Linked DNA regions of Homo sapiens: region 1 is linked to region 2. A link is a loop called in an ENCODE intact Hi-C map of the cell type or tissue named here. Cell type or tissue: PC-3. All regions are shown on one strand.

Region 1 (8,000 bases), 68 kb after region 2:
AGGAGGCAGAAGTTGCAGTGAGCTGAGATTGCACCACTGCACTCCAGCCTGGGCGACAGAGCGAGACTCTGTCTCAAAAAAAAAAAAAAAAAAAAACCTTAAAACAATCCTGAGAGGTAGTTACTAGTATTATTCCCATTTTACAGAGAGGAGAATCAAGGCCCTGAGATGTTAAGTTACTTGGCCAAGGTCCGACAGCTGGTCAGTGGAGCAAAGAGGATTTCACTCAGGTCTGTCTGATTCCAAAGCCTTCTTCTCAAGATACTTTGCATGCACCTCTCCAGCACACTCAGCTGATTGTAGTTCATTTTATTATCACTTTTTAAAAGTCCTGTTTCCCTGCCTGACACTTCAGCTTCTTTTACCAACTACCCTGGATCCAGACCTTTTGTCCTCCAGAGGAAATAGATAAAAACTGTGTCTCATTCTCCTCTTGTGAAGCTGGTGCTGAAAACACTGAAGTTCCCTTGATGTGTCCCAGTTAGATCCTGCATGGAAATTCAGTGAGTCAGAGCCATGTGTCTCTTCTAGATAAAACCATGTCAGTTTGTGATCTGAGAACCACTCCCCTCATTTCTCAAAGGAACCCTGACTCCCACTCATCCCCACATCCCACAGCTGGGGGCTCCAGCTCACTGCCGCTCTTAACTCCTAAGACTGGGGCATATTTACAGCAATGAGGAGCATTTTCAGAACACAGTCGATGAAACGCGCATGTTGAAGAGCTCAGCTTCCCTTTCAAGTCCTCGCTGAGGCTGGTGCACAATTTTCAACAATCACGAGAAATGATGCTTTATGCTGGACAAAGAGAATTAGACAGTGAGACCTGCGTCTTTGTTCTCGCTCTTTCTCACCTCGCCCCTGGCAGTCAGAAACAATGCATTGTAAAAATGCTTGTCCAATTTTTCCAACAGGATCAATTTGCTGTACTTTTATTAAAAGAAAAAAAGGTGGGAGCATTGTCAAACATCCTCCCTCTCCTCTCCCTTCCCCTGCCTCCACCTCTCAGAATCCGTGCCCCTGCCAGGAGCTGCAGTCGCTGCAGCCCGTGGGTCGGACATGAGAAGCCGGGAGGCTCTGCATGCTGAGAGCCGCGTGCAGTTGGCACATTGCTGGACCAGGTTTCAAAGACATGCACGGTACCTCCCCCGTGTATGTTTCTACCCTGGCTATTTAAAGGAAGTCAAAGAGGGCAGCATTTGAAGTGACAGCAACAAAGAAAATGAGAAAGAAAAAGGAGGAGGAGGAGGAGCTGCCATCATCCCATCCAGAGATGGGATGACATGTTCCCTTTTTCTCATGTCCTCTAAAAGGTGGTAGCTGTATTGGTGAACTTCTGAAAGCAACAAGCCAGCTCTCATCCCAGTTTTGCCTCCCTTTTGGGTTTCCCTTTTCTCTCCTTCTGCCACCAGTTAAACTTCAAGAAAGGTCAAAAAGTTATTTCCCTAAAGCCAAAAAAAAAAAAAAAAAGATCTGAGCAACACCACGTGCCCTGCTTCTCTGTTTCTGTTCATCCCTTTGCAGATGCCCTGGATGGTCTCTGAGCACAGTCCTGTGGGTATAGGCTTACATCAAATTACTCAACACAGATATTTACCAAGTGCCTGCCAGGTGCCCAGTGCTGTTCCCAATGCTGGGGATATGTCAATGAGCAAAACACGCTAAACAAACATCCCTGCCCTCAGGAGGCTGACTTTCTGGTGTCGGGAGAAGGGGAATCAGCAATAAGCAAGACATATGACATGTCAGATGGGGACAAATCTTAGTGGAAAAGAGAGGGCAGAATAAGGGGACAGGGAACGGGGCCGGCCAGGAAAGATTCATGTGGAGGCAAGAGAGTAAGCCATCAGGTATCTGGGGGAAGAACATTCTAGACATCAAGACACAGGGAGCAGCCAGTGCAAAGGCCCTGGGGCAGGAGTGTGGGAAATGGGAAATGGCAAGGAGGCCAGAGTGTGGTAAACACAAACAGCACGTGGTATGAGCAGCAATGAGTAGGAGACCAGATGGGACAAGTGAGAGTGTTGTGGGCACCTGTCATGGAGGGCTTGTCAGCCACTGGAAGGGTTTTGGCTTCTATTCTGAGTGGAATTTTCTCTTTACCTTGTGAAATGAATGAGAAATTACCATAGGAGTCAGGGAGGGGCTCACGATGAGCTTCCTAAAAGTCTTCCAAAGTTCCTCGTGGCTGATAGGCTAAAGTAGAAGTTTCCAGTTTCCTCCGGTACCTGCTGTTTCCCTATGTAAGCCCTTAGTGCTGTGAAGTCTTCCACCTCTTCTAACAGGTCTTCTTCTATTTTCACTCCCTTAGCAAATTCACCCAGTCTTGGGTATTTATTGCGTCTCCATTCTAACAACTGCCCATTGTAAATACCTAGTCCAGACTCATCTTCTAAACTCCAGGCTCTTACAGCCAACTGTCTACTCAGTGCTCTACTGGGATTTCCAATAAATATCACACACACAAAATATCCAAAACTGAACTCATCGTTTTTCTCCACACCCAAAACCTGCCCTGCTCACAGTGTCTTCTTCTCAGAAGATGCTGACCACAGATTTCCAGCTGCACAGGCCTGGTCATCATCCTTCCTCCTTCTCTTTTGTATTTTTCCATGCTCCCTATGTGATCCATCAGCAAGTTCTGTTGGCTCTGCATTCAAAATACCAATGCACTGAGCACTTCTCACCACCTCCTCTGCTGCCCTGATCTGAGCCACCATTAGTGATTGTTGCTTTGAAAACTATAACTGCCTCCTAACAGAGTTAGGAGTTTTTACCTACTTAGACCCCCTCCTCAATATAGAAGCCAGAATGTCTCTTCTCTGCTCAAACTCTCCATAGCTCCCCATTCCACTTGGAGTAAAAGCTAAAGTCTCTAAATTTGCTGTTCACTTAGAACTTTTTGCAGTGATAGGAACGTTCTAGATGTACACTGTCCAGTATGGTAGCCACTGGCCACAGGTGGCTACTGAGCACTTAAAATATAACTCATGTGACTAAGGAACTACATTTGCAATTTTGTTTCACGTTAATTAATTTAAATGAAAATAGTCACATGAGGCAGTGGCCGCCATATTGGACAGTGCAGGCCTACAATGCCCAACATGAGTGGGTCCCTTCATAACGCTTTGACCTTTTCTTTTCTCCCCTACCTCTTATAGTTACCCCACATCACCAACGCTGACCTCTCACTGTTTGTTCCTCAAAAGCACAGGCTCTACACTCTGTTGTCTGCTCCTTCTTCCCGGAGGGTCCTTCTTCAGCATGTTTAACATCTCACCTCCTTCAGCGCTTGCCTTTTCAGTTCATCCCAACCACGTCCCACCCCCATCTACTCCCAACCCCACTGTTCTGGCTCTACTTTTTTCTTTCTCACTGCACCTCTCCCCCTCTAAGAGGTTACATAATCTACTTATTCGTTAGGTCTGTTGTTCTATTATGTCTGTTTGCTAGAACACCAGCTCCACCAAGGTGAACATCTTTATCTGTCTAGTTCACTGCATGTCCCCAGCACTTTAAAGAATTCAGCCACAAAGAAGGTACTCTGTAAAAAATGTGCACTAATGACCATGACTTTGACAAATGCTAACCTTGGCAGGAGGGTGATATTCTAGGTGACGGAGACTGCCCGCAACTCCTCTCCGTAAATTACCTGGCGGAGGATTCCAGTCCTCCGTGGGTTGATAAGAGATGCAGAGCTTTGTACTGACAGCTGGAGAGACTTTGGCAGAAATAAATTCTTTGCTGTAGACATGAAGGATCGGGCGTGTTCTGCTCTCTTCCGGGAACTACCATATTGGATTGTCAATTCCCATTCATATGTCTGTCTTCTGCATTTAGTGACTAGCTCCTCGACAGGAACCCCATCCTACTGAAGCAAGAACCTCTAATGCCTAATTCAGTATATGACACTTTGTGGTTGCTCAAAAAGATGTTTGAGGAATGACTGATTAAGTCATGCTTAGAACTGGCTACATAATTTGCAGGGGTCCCAGTGCAAAATCAAAACATAAGGCCCCTTGTTCAAACATTATTAGGAATTTCAAGGCAGCCACAGCAGAGCATTAAACCAAGCATGGTGCTCTTCTGTTTTGGCAGAGGGGATGCCGTGCATAGGTCACTCATCCATGAAGCCTGTCCTGGTCACCTGTGACATTCTGTGAATTCCCAAGGCACACTACACATGTTAAGTCAGGTGTCCAGGTCTATGACTTAGCAATAGAAAAGGCATCACGTTCAACGCAGATGAGTGACGCAGACAGGTTCTGAGGGCTGGCAGCAACCTTCTTCTCTCCTGCTGTTGTCTCAGTGAACCACAATCACCCCCAGTCCCCAGATGACTAGCACTGATCATATGCAGGACAGAGTATGCAGTCCATTAGGATGTCATGGCCTGTTTGCTTCTCTGAGCACCTGATGGACTGACAGCTCCTGGAGGACAAGGACCAGGCCTCTGAAGCCCCAGGGCCTTGAGCAGCCCCTGGACCATCTTCAGCTCTTAATGATTGTTAAATGACTGGAAGATACATTAATTAAGCTCAGAAAGCAACTTTGGCTTCTTATAGCTTATGATAGGCTTTTTCAAGTCTATCTTCTGAATTAACTTCCATGAGAATACTCATATATATATATATATATATTTTAAACCCTGAAACTAAAGTTATGCTGAACTTCCATTAGCATTATCTGGAACTGGACTTCCCAGTATGTTGTTCCGGGCAGCAGCGGCAGCGGCAGCAGCAGCAGCAGCAGCACCTGGGAACTTGTGAGAAACTCAGATTCTCATGCCCTACCCTGGACCTGCTGAATCAGAAACCCTGGGCGTGAGGCCAGCGACATTTTACAAGTCCTCCAGGTGATTCTGAGGCCCCTCAAGTCTTGAGAGTATTTGTGTCCTAAGGAACAGAGTTTGGAAAGCAGTGACTTATGCTGTTCTCATCAGATACGTTTGGATTTTAACACAAATTAATTGTTTGCAGCTGCAACCCTCAAATGTCTCAGAGGATTAAAATTTTTTGGTGCAATTTTACATAGTGAGTCAAAATCCCATAAAGCTGGCTCATGATGGGGGCATTTATTCAACTCAGCAAGAAGGACATTTGGGTGAGAATGAGAAATAATGGTGTATGCTCACATTAAATATACTTTTTTTAACAAAAAAGAAATTGTTGAAATAAAGCAAAAAGGAGAGTTGGGAGGATAGATGTGTATGGTAAAGGCAACACTGGACCCGTAGCCAGAAGATCTAAGTTAAGTAAGCTTGAGCAAGTCAAGTAACCTTCTGAGCCTTAATTTCTTCACCTAAGAAATTGAGAGACTACCCAGGGCTGCCATGTAGGGTTGAGCAGGTTGTGCACTACACAAGGGAACCCAGCTGAGGAGCAAGTGGGAGCTGAAGTCCAGCTGAGCTAGGCTTTGTCCCCCTGCAGGGGAAGGGACATCTTTCTAATTGACTTAGAAATGCCTTACAAACCAGATGAGGTTCTGACAATACTCCTGCCCACCTCACAGAGTTGCAAGGATCAGAAAAGATGATGATTTAGAAAGCCTCATTTGAAAATTACAAGGTGTTATACAAAGAGAAGATTGGATATGATTTGGATTGCGGCTTTGGCAATATACTTATACTTTTGACCATTTCACTCAGGCTGACCAAATGCCTGATATGCTAATTGGACACAAATCACTACCCATCTACCAAGGCTTGTGCTTTAAAATTGGGGCTCAGAGAAATCAGCAAGACTTTTAGCTGCAGGAACAGGGACTGTCATAGAAGCTCACTATGCCCTTGGAGGTTTTGCTGCTGTATGAGATCGTCACAGAGGACCTGCTGAAACCCCTAACCGTCTATAGCTGTTGCAGCTACACCTTCTCAACCAGCAGGCTTGGGTGCCCAGAAGTAGCTCTGTGGGGACTCAGCTTGTTGCTGCTGGGTTAACCTGGTGGGGTGCACCCGATAGGAAAAGGGTCAGAAGCACCAGAGGCCACAGACACTTGGAGGTGAGCCAGGCCTGGAATTCCATTTATTTTGTGCCTAAGAGGAAAGAAGACCTGTCCTGAAATTTCCATTTGGGGGCTGAAACTTTCTTGTTAGGACACTACAAAAATCCCTGTTGGCCTGATTTCATAAGTGTCAGTACCTAAAACTGAGCACCGAAAGCACTTCCCATAAAAGCAAAAGTGGTCTTGTTCATTGCCGCCTTGTGGCAGTTTAGCCCTACAGCACCAGCCAAGGTGAGCTGGCCCCTGCTCCCCGACACGTGGGTCATTTATAGGATCACCCTTCTCAGGAATGCCACATCTGTTTTCTTTTCACCAGTCTTTCTTTTGGGAACTCATGCACCATTAGCTTGTCTCATTGAGCTGTTTGGGTGAACTTGGCCAATCAGTCAAGTCTTTCTCTGGTCCCCATTTCTCTTTTCTACCTCAACCCACCCTCCTTGAATTACATAACCTTTAAGATTCTTGCAACCGTGAAATGTTTTGGCTCTTCCAAACGTGATCTGGGCTTCCCAAGTAATATATTAAAAGAAAGGTTTTATTTTGTATTGTTTTGTTTTGCAAATCAAAAAATAAATCTCAAGTCTCTCCCGAATGGGCCCCAGTGCTCTGCAAGAACAGCTCCCCAAGGGATTTCTGCACCATGAGATAAGGTGGCTGGCTGCCAGAGGGGCCACTGGATCTTCAAAGGCTGCCTAATTAAGTTCCAGCCAGCAGTCTACCTCTGTGGGCCAGGGGCTCTTGGGAGATAAGACACGAGACACATCCAGAGATGGAGGATGGAGCTTTGCTCCAGTAATGAAATAAATCAAGAGCAGCCCACCTCGTTTGCAAATGGAAATCATTCTAACAGGAGGCCTGCAGTCATCTGAGAGAGCAAGGGAGAGTCTCCATTGGATTGGAGGCCCCTGGCCTTCCTGCCCACTCTCCAGGGCTCTGATGGGGTACAATTATGGTGTTAACTGGGATGGGAAGATAAGGCAAGATGTCATTAATGGAGGAGAGCATGTTTTCTTAATTCCAGAAGCTAATCCCCAGTGACTCACTCCTCTCGAGCCTCCCACAGGGATGTGGAGGCATTAAAGGTGCATTGTTTATTCATGTGACCTAAGTATTTTGCTGCTTTCCTTAGACTTCTGATTACATTCTGTGGTCTTCCTGCTGCCAAAATGGTATAGCAGCATTTTGCTATAATTTTATAGCAGGATTGTTCTCCTTTTTTGCACTTTGAATAAAAGAGTTCCCAGGGCTTCGACTATCCTTCAAGTTTCAATTTTTTTTGTAAATCCTAAGCAGAGCCACCACCTGAGAGATCACAAGATTTGCTCAACTTAGAAGACAGGTAAATTGAAAGTTATAAAACAAGGAATCTGGCCACCTCAACTCCTGTACTAACTGCAGAGTATATATTTTTTCTCATTGAACCTACCTGGATTATAATAGTAGAGTTTTCTTTAATAGACTTCAAAGTATGGGTTCAGACACAGAGTAACTCTCAAACTTTGAATTGCAAAGGCTTTCACTGCAAACCTTCATGAGATGTACATATACCCCTTATGGAAAATGATATCAAAATCCACTGCAGCAGTGATCCTTACCTGATGGTTTCTTTGGTGTCACCCGCCCTCCAACTCGCTCATCTCCAAAATAAACTAAATTCATGATTTTTTTTTTTTTTTTTTTTTTTGAGATGGAATCTCGCTCTTGTCACCCAGGCTGGAGTGCAATGGCACAATCTTGGCTCACCGCAACCTCCACCTCCCAGGTCCAACTGATTCTCCTGCCTCAGCCTCCCGAGTAGCTGGGATTACAGGTTTGAGCCACCTTGCCCGGCTAATTTTGTATTTTTAGTAGAGATGGGGTTTCTCCATGTTGGTCAGGCTGGTCTCAAAACTCCTAACCTCAGGTGATCTGCCCTCCTTGGCCTCCCAAAGTGTTGGGATTACAGGCGTGAGCCACCGCGTCCGGCCCGATTCTTTTTTCTGCTCTATTGGTGCTCG
Region 2 (8,000 bases):
TACAGACGGGATGCATCCCTGAGAGCCGGATTTTAGCTTTGTGCATCACTCAGATGCAAGCAGCTGTTTACCTAGAAGTGCATTTTCACTTCGTGTTTGTTGTCAGAGTGTTTATGAATGATCCATCCATTAGGCACTCCCATGATGTGGTCATCAACAAAGCTTCTAGGTCTCTGACCATTTTGCCAACCGTACAATCAGCTTTCACAATTTACACATAACTGAAGCCTGCTAACAACCCATGGGACCTAGAGAAACAGCTTTCTTGATAGCTCAGATGCAGAATGTGGGGATCTGGGTAATTTACATAGATGGGTGTCACCTGTGATGCCTCCTCCCTCCTAAGCCTCTGGCTCAATCCTACCTCAGGCTGTTGGCTCCTTGGAGTTCTTGGCCTGGACTACGACCATGCACCCAAACTGAAGAAAGAGAAGGCTTCGCTTCAACTTTCAACAATCGATTTTTATAGTGTCTAAAGCAACTCACTCAATTTACAGCCCTTTACTTGTTAAACAATCCATCATAAAAGAGGATTAAGGGATGGCCAGGTAGAGAGGTACTGGCTTTTTTTTTCTCCAAGTACATTAACGGTGCCCGTGTTAGGTAGTTCTCTCCAAGTATATTAATAGTACCTGTGTCAGGCAGGACCATTTCTGGTCCTGATCTTATCCGGGTCACCTTTCTTTGGTCCACATTTCAAACAGTGGCTAATAGGGAGCGCTGGGCTTCCCGGGAGTTGAATAAATAGTATTGACTTTCATTAGCTCACTAGCAACTGCTAGAGATGGAAGGTGTCTTACACCAAGATGTGTTTCTGCAGCGTAGCCTCAGGAAAGAATCAGATGGAGACACATTTCTAAATGCAAAATAAGAGATCCTGAATCAGAACATTTCCTCTCAGGAGAAATGTTCTCGATTTTGTGTGTGTGTGTGAGAGCAAAGCAGCCACTGCTGTCTGGGTGGCAGAAATGTCAAAAATGTATCGTTCGCTCTTCAGTTTCCTCGCTCAATGCCAGGTCATTAACTTTAACACTATCCAAGTGCTTGCACGACTGTATTTACCTTAAAGGATGTGCATGAGCCTATTGTTTAAAATGCAGCCTCCACGAGAAATCTGTGGAGAAATCTGTGGAGCTGAAGCTAGTCCGCTTCAAAGAAGGAGCCTTGAAATGTGCTAGCCAAGATTTGTGAAGCGGCTTCTCCATCTGGAGAATGGTAAAAGGGAAGAGGGGCATTTAGAAGGAAGAAAAAATGGGGAAAGGGCAGACTGGACGGGACCTTGTCTCCTGCAAGGCCATGATGGGTTGCGAATGATGAATTGCCCTTTAAGGGCAGCCTTGTTTAACAAAGACACAGCACATCTCTCGAGGAAGGTATTTAGCAAAGAGGAAAGCTGAGCAAGGATCCAAAGGAAATAAACCTGACCACAGCCCTTGTGCCAGTTATGCAAAGTAAGCCCAACGTCCCCATGCACCTGTAGGGGAATCTGGAACTGCTTTCAGGTATGCATTCCACTAAAAACATGTAAATCTCAAAGAAGCAAGCCATTGTTACAGTAATTTGTGTTTTCATGATGGTGCTTAGTCTAAGTCACTATCAATGTAATAGCTAAATAAATTAATCCAGAAACAACTGGCTCTAACACTGCCTGCTGGGATTACATGCACAGTGTAAATCCTTGTACTGTGGGTGCATTCCACCTCCCCACACGTGCATGAGAGGCCTTTTGGCCCCTCTCCAGCCCACAATCAGCCATGAATCTTTGCACTAGACACCAAGAGGGTTAGACAAAAACAACCAACCCAAATGCTGGATGGAAAGGGTCAGTGGTTTCCACAGAGGGTGGATGTCTTTCCACCCCCAGGAACTAGAGAAGACCAAGGCTTGAGGGAGAGCAGGGTTGGGAGGTGGGCAGGGAGATGGGCCATCCTGGCTAGTGAAGGAGAGGAAGAAGTGGGGAGGACTGGTCCTGGGTAGGGTGGAGGGTGGGCAAGGACCTTCCTTCAGGAGGCCCAGGCACTGCACAGAACACATGAAGGCTGCCAAGCTGTTGTTCAGTGAGTGTGGCCACCCCCAGGCAGCAAGCTGCTCAGCCCCTGAGTATCATTCAGGGATCTGAGCTGAGGCTCAGTTCTCCTCTCCCTCCCTTCCCCCAAGGAACCTCTGCCATGGAAGACCAAGAGGGTGGTTTGGGGAGGGGACAGCTATCTTGTGCAGGGCATGCTAGGAAAGCCTTGCTCCTGGGGGGTATAGACACGATTACTTTTCCCTCTGAGTGGTAAACCTGTTGCCTCTTTTACATGTGTGTCCACCTACCTATTGGGCTGAAAAACCTGGGACTGCCAGGGATCTCTGAGGTTTCTTTGGAGAGTCATGAAGTTAATTTGTATCTTCTCTTTTTTATTTAAGTTTGAGACACTGTCTCACTTTGTCACCCAGACTGGAGTTGAGATCATGGCTCACTGCAGCCTGGACCTCCCGGGCTTAGGTGATCCTCTTACCTCAGCCTTCTGAGTAGTTGGGACTACGGGCATGTGCTACCACGCCTGGCTAATTTTTGTATTTTTAGTAGGGATGGAGTTTTGTTGTGTTGTCCATGCTGATTTCAAACTCCTGGGCTCAAGCAATCCACCCACCTCAGCCTCCCAAAGTGCTGAGATTAGGGGTGTGAACCACCTAGCCCAGCCCCCAGCTCGTATCTTCTATAAGACATAATGGACACTATTGAACCAGGGGTAGGTGATGAGCTCAACACTCATAAAGAAGCTTGAGCCTCTAGCATAGTTGTTCTCCAACGTTAGTGTGCATCAGAAACACCTGGAGGGCTTACTAAAACACAGCTGGGCCCCATCTCAGAGTTCCAGGTTCAGTTAGTTGGTCTGCGGTAGGGCCAAGCAAGCTACATTTGGGACAAGTCCTGGGGGATGCTGATGCTGCTGGTCAGAGGACCACACTTTGAGAGCTATTGCTTTTCATGCCTCTTATGGGGGGCAAATGAAAACTTTCCGTCTCTTGAGTTCTTCACTGTGGTATTGAGATATTAACTACATGCTTAATCCCCTCTTGCAAAAGTATTTCACACAATGGAGACCATGCTTTTAGGGATCAAGGCTAAGCCCACCCCCTGCAGCTGAGATAGTTTGAAAATGATGTGTGAATGGTAATTATGCCTGGGGAACATTTGGCAGGAGAGTAGCAAGGGCTAAATTGGAAAAGGGTGGTCCCAGGGAGCCCCAAAAGCATCTCAGTCCCTGGGAGAGGCTGAGTGTCTAAAGAAGAGAGTTTCTTGGTACCCTCTTGGAAGATGCTGATAAAAAAAAATAAAAGTTCCATAAAGCACATGACAAGAGAGTAAGAATGCACCTGTCTGGTTCTGTTCACCTCATCAGCATCAATAAATATTTATTGACATCCTGAAATGTCTAGGATGCCAAAAGCAGAACCAAACATTCTAGAGACACGGATCTTGCCCTCCAAAGAAACCACAATCTGAAGAGAAAACCAAGAAACAGGAGAATTATCTTTGAGAGGCAAGGCAGGGATGCACTCCTCATGAAAGATGTAGTTAGTTTTCACAATGGCGGTGAGCCTGAAATGCGCACATAAATTAATGCTTTTGTAAACCGAGTTAGATTTTAAATGCATGAAAGGAGCCAACTGTTTAAAGGAAACTGGCAGAGAATCTTTCTGCAAAAAGAAGAATCACTTAGTCATGTGAATAGTCGTCATCTCATTTATGGATCTTATTAGCTTCAATTTTTCATTTTGGTAGATCTGAACAGACTGAAAACAAGTTCATAACAAGTAAAAGGAATTTTTCTGTATCCTTACTTTGGGAAAAGCAAATGACGAGTTTGTATCAAAGATTGTTAACTGTTTACTGTGTATTTAAGTGGGTCAATTCAGCCAATCCCTAAGATTACATATAGCTATAGTGTGGTTGAATCATGGATAGATCAACAGCCTGAGGTCATTTAAAAAATTTAAATGTCTCTATAATTGCCAAAGAATGCTGACTTGTGTTAAGTATATTTTCTTGGACTTTGAGTCATTGGAAGTTGGTAATTGAAACATGGTAAATATGATTACTCTCAGATGGGATTTCTCAACCTTCGTGCTAGTGACAGGCATTTGGGCCAGATAATTCTCTGATGTGAGGGGCTGTCCTGTATGTTGCAGGATGTCCAGCAGCATCCCTGGCTTCTACTCATTGGATGCTAGTAACACCAACCCAGGTGCAAAAATTGAAAATGTCCCCGTGCATTAGCACATGCCCCATGCGGGAGAGGGCAGCAAAATGGCCTCATCAAAGATGATTATTTATTGCTCTAAAATAACGGGAATATTCAGTCAGCATCCCTTCTTCTCAGATGATTCTGTATTGAGTTTTCTCAAAGCAAAGCTCACTTCCTCTTGAGTCGCACCCTGTGATTCATTGTTGATTACAAGTGGCAAAGAAACTATGCATTCATTTATTCACTCACAATACATGTATTCAGTGCCTGCTCTGTGCCTAGCTGTGGTGGTGAGCAAAATGATCAAGGTTCTTGCCCTCGAGGAGATTGTAGTCTAGTGGGAATGTCAGGTGGTCAACAAATGAACAAATTAATAACTAATTATATAAAATCACGTAACAGAAACAGGGGATAGAGATAGAAACTAATACAAAAGAGCCTATGTAGACAGAGTAACCTGAGAGGGGCCCCCTGAGGAGGTGCCATTTCAGCTACAGCCTGTAGGATGAGTAGGAGGTTGCCACGTGACCAGCTGGAGGGACTATAATTCATAAAAAGAAAGCTGGAGGTAGGTAGTACTGAACAAGGACTGTAAGAGGTAGCTTTCTGGGAAGTGGATATAGTCTCATTGCTCCAGTATTTGTTAGGGTTCTCCTGAAAAACTGAATATATATATATATATATATATATATATGCACACATATAATTATAAGGAATTGGCAAAGGAGATCATGGAGACTGAGAAATCCCACAATCTGCTGTCTGCAATCTGGAGACCCAGGAAAGCTGTTCATATAAATTCCAGTCTAAGTCCAAAGGCCTGAGAACCAGGAGTCCTGATGGTGTAAGTCCCGGTCCAAGAGCAAGAGAAGACTGATGTCCCAACTCAAGTCAGGCAGAGAGACAGAATTCAACCTTCTTCTGCCTTTTTGTCAATAAATATTCAGACCCTCACTTTGGGAAGGGCAAACTGCTTAAGTGAGTCCAATCAAGTTAACTGTTTAACTTGATTCAAATGCTAATCTCTTCCAGAAACGCCCTCACAGCCCAACCCAGAAATAATGTTTAACCAGATGTCCAGGCAGCCCATGGCCCAGTCAAGTTGACACATAAAATTAACAAAGTTAACCAAAGCAAAAGTTTGTCTTCTTTTTCTAGGGAAAGGGATGCATTCCACAGAGTCCTAGGATCCTGGGAGACAGGCCTGGAGTGGTGTGTTCCTTCTCTGACCCCAAGGTGATGTGTAAGATGAAAAGATGGCTTCAGATTTCATGGGGAATCGAGGCTTATATTAAAGATGAAAGTTGTGCCTCTTCACTAAGTAAGATGTAATTTGCTAGGGATTTGGTTGTCCAGGTTGTTACTTAAACGGATCTTACATAAAGTGGAAAACAAAATCCCTCCCATTTGTGCAAAAGGTAGTACTTTTGCCAGGGAGTGTAAACTAACATAAGCCAATCTCACCATGTGCACATATTTAGTTCTTCGTGGTAGTTACTGACGTTCATGTCCATCAGTAGTTGGAGGAGGTTGATAATTAGCTACTCTCCTGCAACTTTGCTACCAGGTTATAATAAAAGCACTTCTCAGACCAAACCCTGTGCCATATGCAGACACTTATTAGTAAGCAGACACTAGGCTCTAAAACTTGATGTTTAAGATCAACAAAATCCCAGCTGCCTGTCCTTGTAGGTGTCCTGACCACACCTCACATGGACCACTCACCCCAGGCAGTTATGACAGCACTCAAGAGGCAGGAGAGAGCTAATCTCACAATGATCATCAGGCAACCCAAATCCTCCAAACTATCAGCTGAATGAACGAATGTTTGGGGGATCAAGTCTCAAGTACCATCCCTGTGGGAGAAGGGGACAGCGTCTGCAAGCTGTTCAGATCCCCTTCAGGCAAGGATGAGGAGCTTCGGGAAAATATCTTAGCCAAACCTCTCATCTTGAATACTCACCAGTGAGAACTCACTTATTATATCCATTATGCTAAATAACGAGCCCTTTTTTTTCACCAATGAAAACCCATTTGGAACTTTCTTTGAGCTAATTAGCAAAGTCTCTAGTGATGATCAAAGTTCAGTGGTAAAGAAAGATGAAGACGCCCTTCTGGGAACAGCCTCAGGAGTGTGGCCTTTCTGATTAAATGCTGGAGTCCACTCTCAGAATGTAGATTCCTGGTCAGGACCGCGGACTGCCCCTCGAGTGTAGTTTAAGCCAATTGACATATACAAATCATCACGCTCCCTGTACTGCAGGATTTTAAAGTAAATTGCATGCATCAAAACAGGCAGACATAGCCTGAATCTGTCCTGGAAATGAGTATGGGAAAAGGAGGTCAGTAAATTTAACAATCTGATTAACCAAGAGCGATCACACAAGTCCTATTGAGCTCGTCCATTTTCAAAGAATTAAAGTCCAATTAACTATACTTTACCCAAACTCTAGAGCACCTCAGCCTTTTGGGGGCAGAGGCCAACACAGACTTTCAGCTTGGCTTGGGAATCTGTTGCAGCTACAGCTCCAGGTTAACAGCTTCCAGCCTTTTCCAAAAAGATGACTCCTAATTTAATGACCTCTATTGAAGGTCAGTTGTATTTTAGCGTCTATTAACTGAGAAAATAATAATGAAAAAATTGTTATGAATTCAGCACACTGTCTTTTATTAGTCACAATAGCATCATACACACTTCAGAAAGAGTGCAGGAGGTTAGATTCAAAAATAAGGGACCATCACAGAAAGCCAAACCACTAGGAAGGCCCCAGGTATGCTAGACACCTAGGCACTGTCTCTCCATAAGTCAGTCCAACACAGACAGCCTTCTCCCAGCACTAGAGCAGATGGCTTGCTTCTCACCCAAGCCCGAGATAAAATAGGTGTCTTGTATTTAGAGCCATACCGTAGGAATACTGTGTATCTTCAACACTGGGATCACGTGTTTCCCACAGGCAAGATGCTCATACTAAGAGGCCCTGAAAACCAAGCCCACTAAGATTAAACCAATCTGCATTTTTCATCTCATGCTCAGCATAAAGTGTAAGGTCACTGCATGAAATGACACGTGGAGGCTGGGCACGGTGGCTCACACCTGTAATCCCAGCACTTTGGGAGGCCGAGGTGGGCGGATCACGAGGTCAGGAGATCGAGACCATCCTGGCTAACATGGTGAAACCCCATCTCTACTAAAAAAATACAAAAAATTAGCCGGGTGTGGTGGCGGGTGCCTGTAGTCCCAGCTACTCGGGAGGCTGAGGCAGGAGAATGGCATGAACCCGGGAGGCGGAGCTTGCAGTGAGCGGAGATCACGCCACTGCACTCCGGCCTGGGCGACAGAACAAGACTCCATCTCAAAAACAAAAAAAAAAAAAAGAAATTACATGTGGAGAGGAGTACTCATATGTGTACAATACCCTCAACACAAAGTCATTGGAGTATGTATGGAGCCAAGGCCCCCTTGCAAATACTCCAGGGGACCCTGGCCTCGCATGACTTTGGGTCATTAGTTAACACACAGATAAGTCTGATGCAAGCAACAGAAAAGAGGAGTGTTCATGGACCCAGCACCTGAACACAGTGAGGGAGAATACCAACTGATTTCCCATTTCCTGTGGGAATGTTACCATCTCAATCATCATCGAAAGTATGCATTTAGCCCCCAAATGTGCATGGCCCTGTACATGCATCATACCCAGAAAGAATACAGTACTTTCATCAGTGATATGGCTTGAATATGTCCCCCAAAGTTTATGTGTTGGAAGC

Evidence for each region. A loop is a pair of places that touch in the nucleus more often than their neighbours do. Peaks named below come from ENCODE experiments on the same cell type or tissue, not always from the same donor. Only the 100,000 strongest peaks of a DNase experiment are listed, where the experiment ranks them.
Region 1: it touches region 2 in a loop (4-fold over the local background); 2 of 110 quality-filtered maps call a loop at or near these places.

Annotation. Positions count from the first base shown.
Region 1 is chr1:14,436,643-14,444,642 of GRCh38, forward strand. It overlaps a transcript of KAZN not described here. Among named protein-coding and RNA genes, the nearest start is that of KAZN-AS1, 21 kb to the left of the region's middle. RefSeq lists a silencer at 526-627. In PC-3, no CTCF peak of the experiment used is centred here; DNase peaks (open chromatin) are centred at 4,299, 4,929 and 7,069; H3K27ac peaks cover 4,198 bases.
Region 2 is chr1:14,368,298-14,376,297 of GRCh38, forward strand. All of the region lies in intron 3 of KAZN-AS1 (KAZN antisense RNA 1), which reads right to left. It also overlaps a transcript of KAZN not described here. Among named protein-coding and RNA genes, the nearest start is that of KAZN-AS1, 48 kb to the right of the region's middle. RefSeq lists enhancers at 1,748-2,426, 4,592-5,457. In PC-3, no CTCF peak of the experiment used is centred here; DNase peaks (open chromatin) are centred at 3,974 and 4,424; H3K4me3 peaks cover 552 bases; H3K27ac peaks cover 2,732 bases.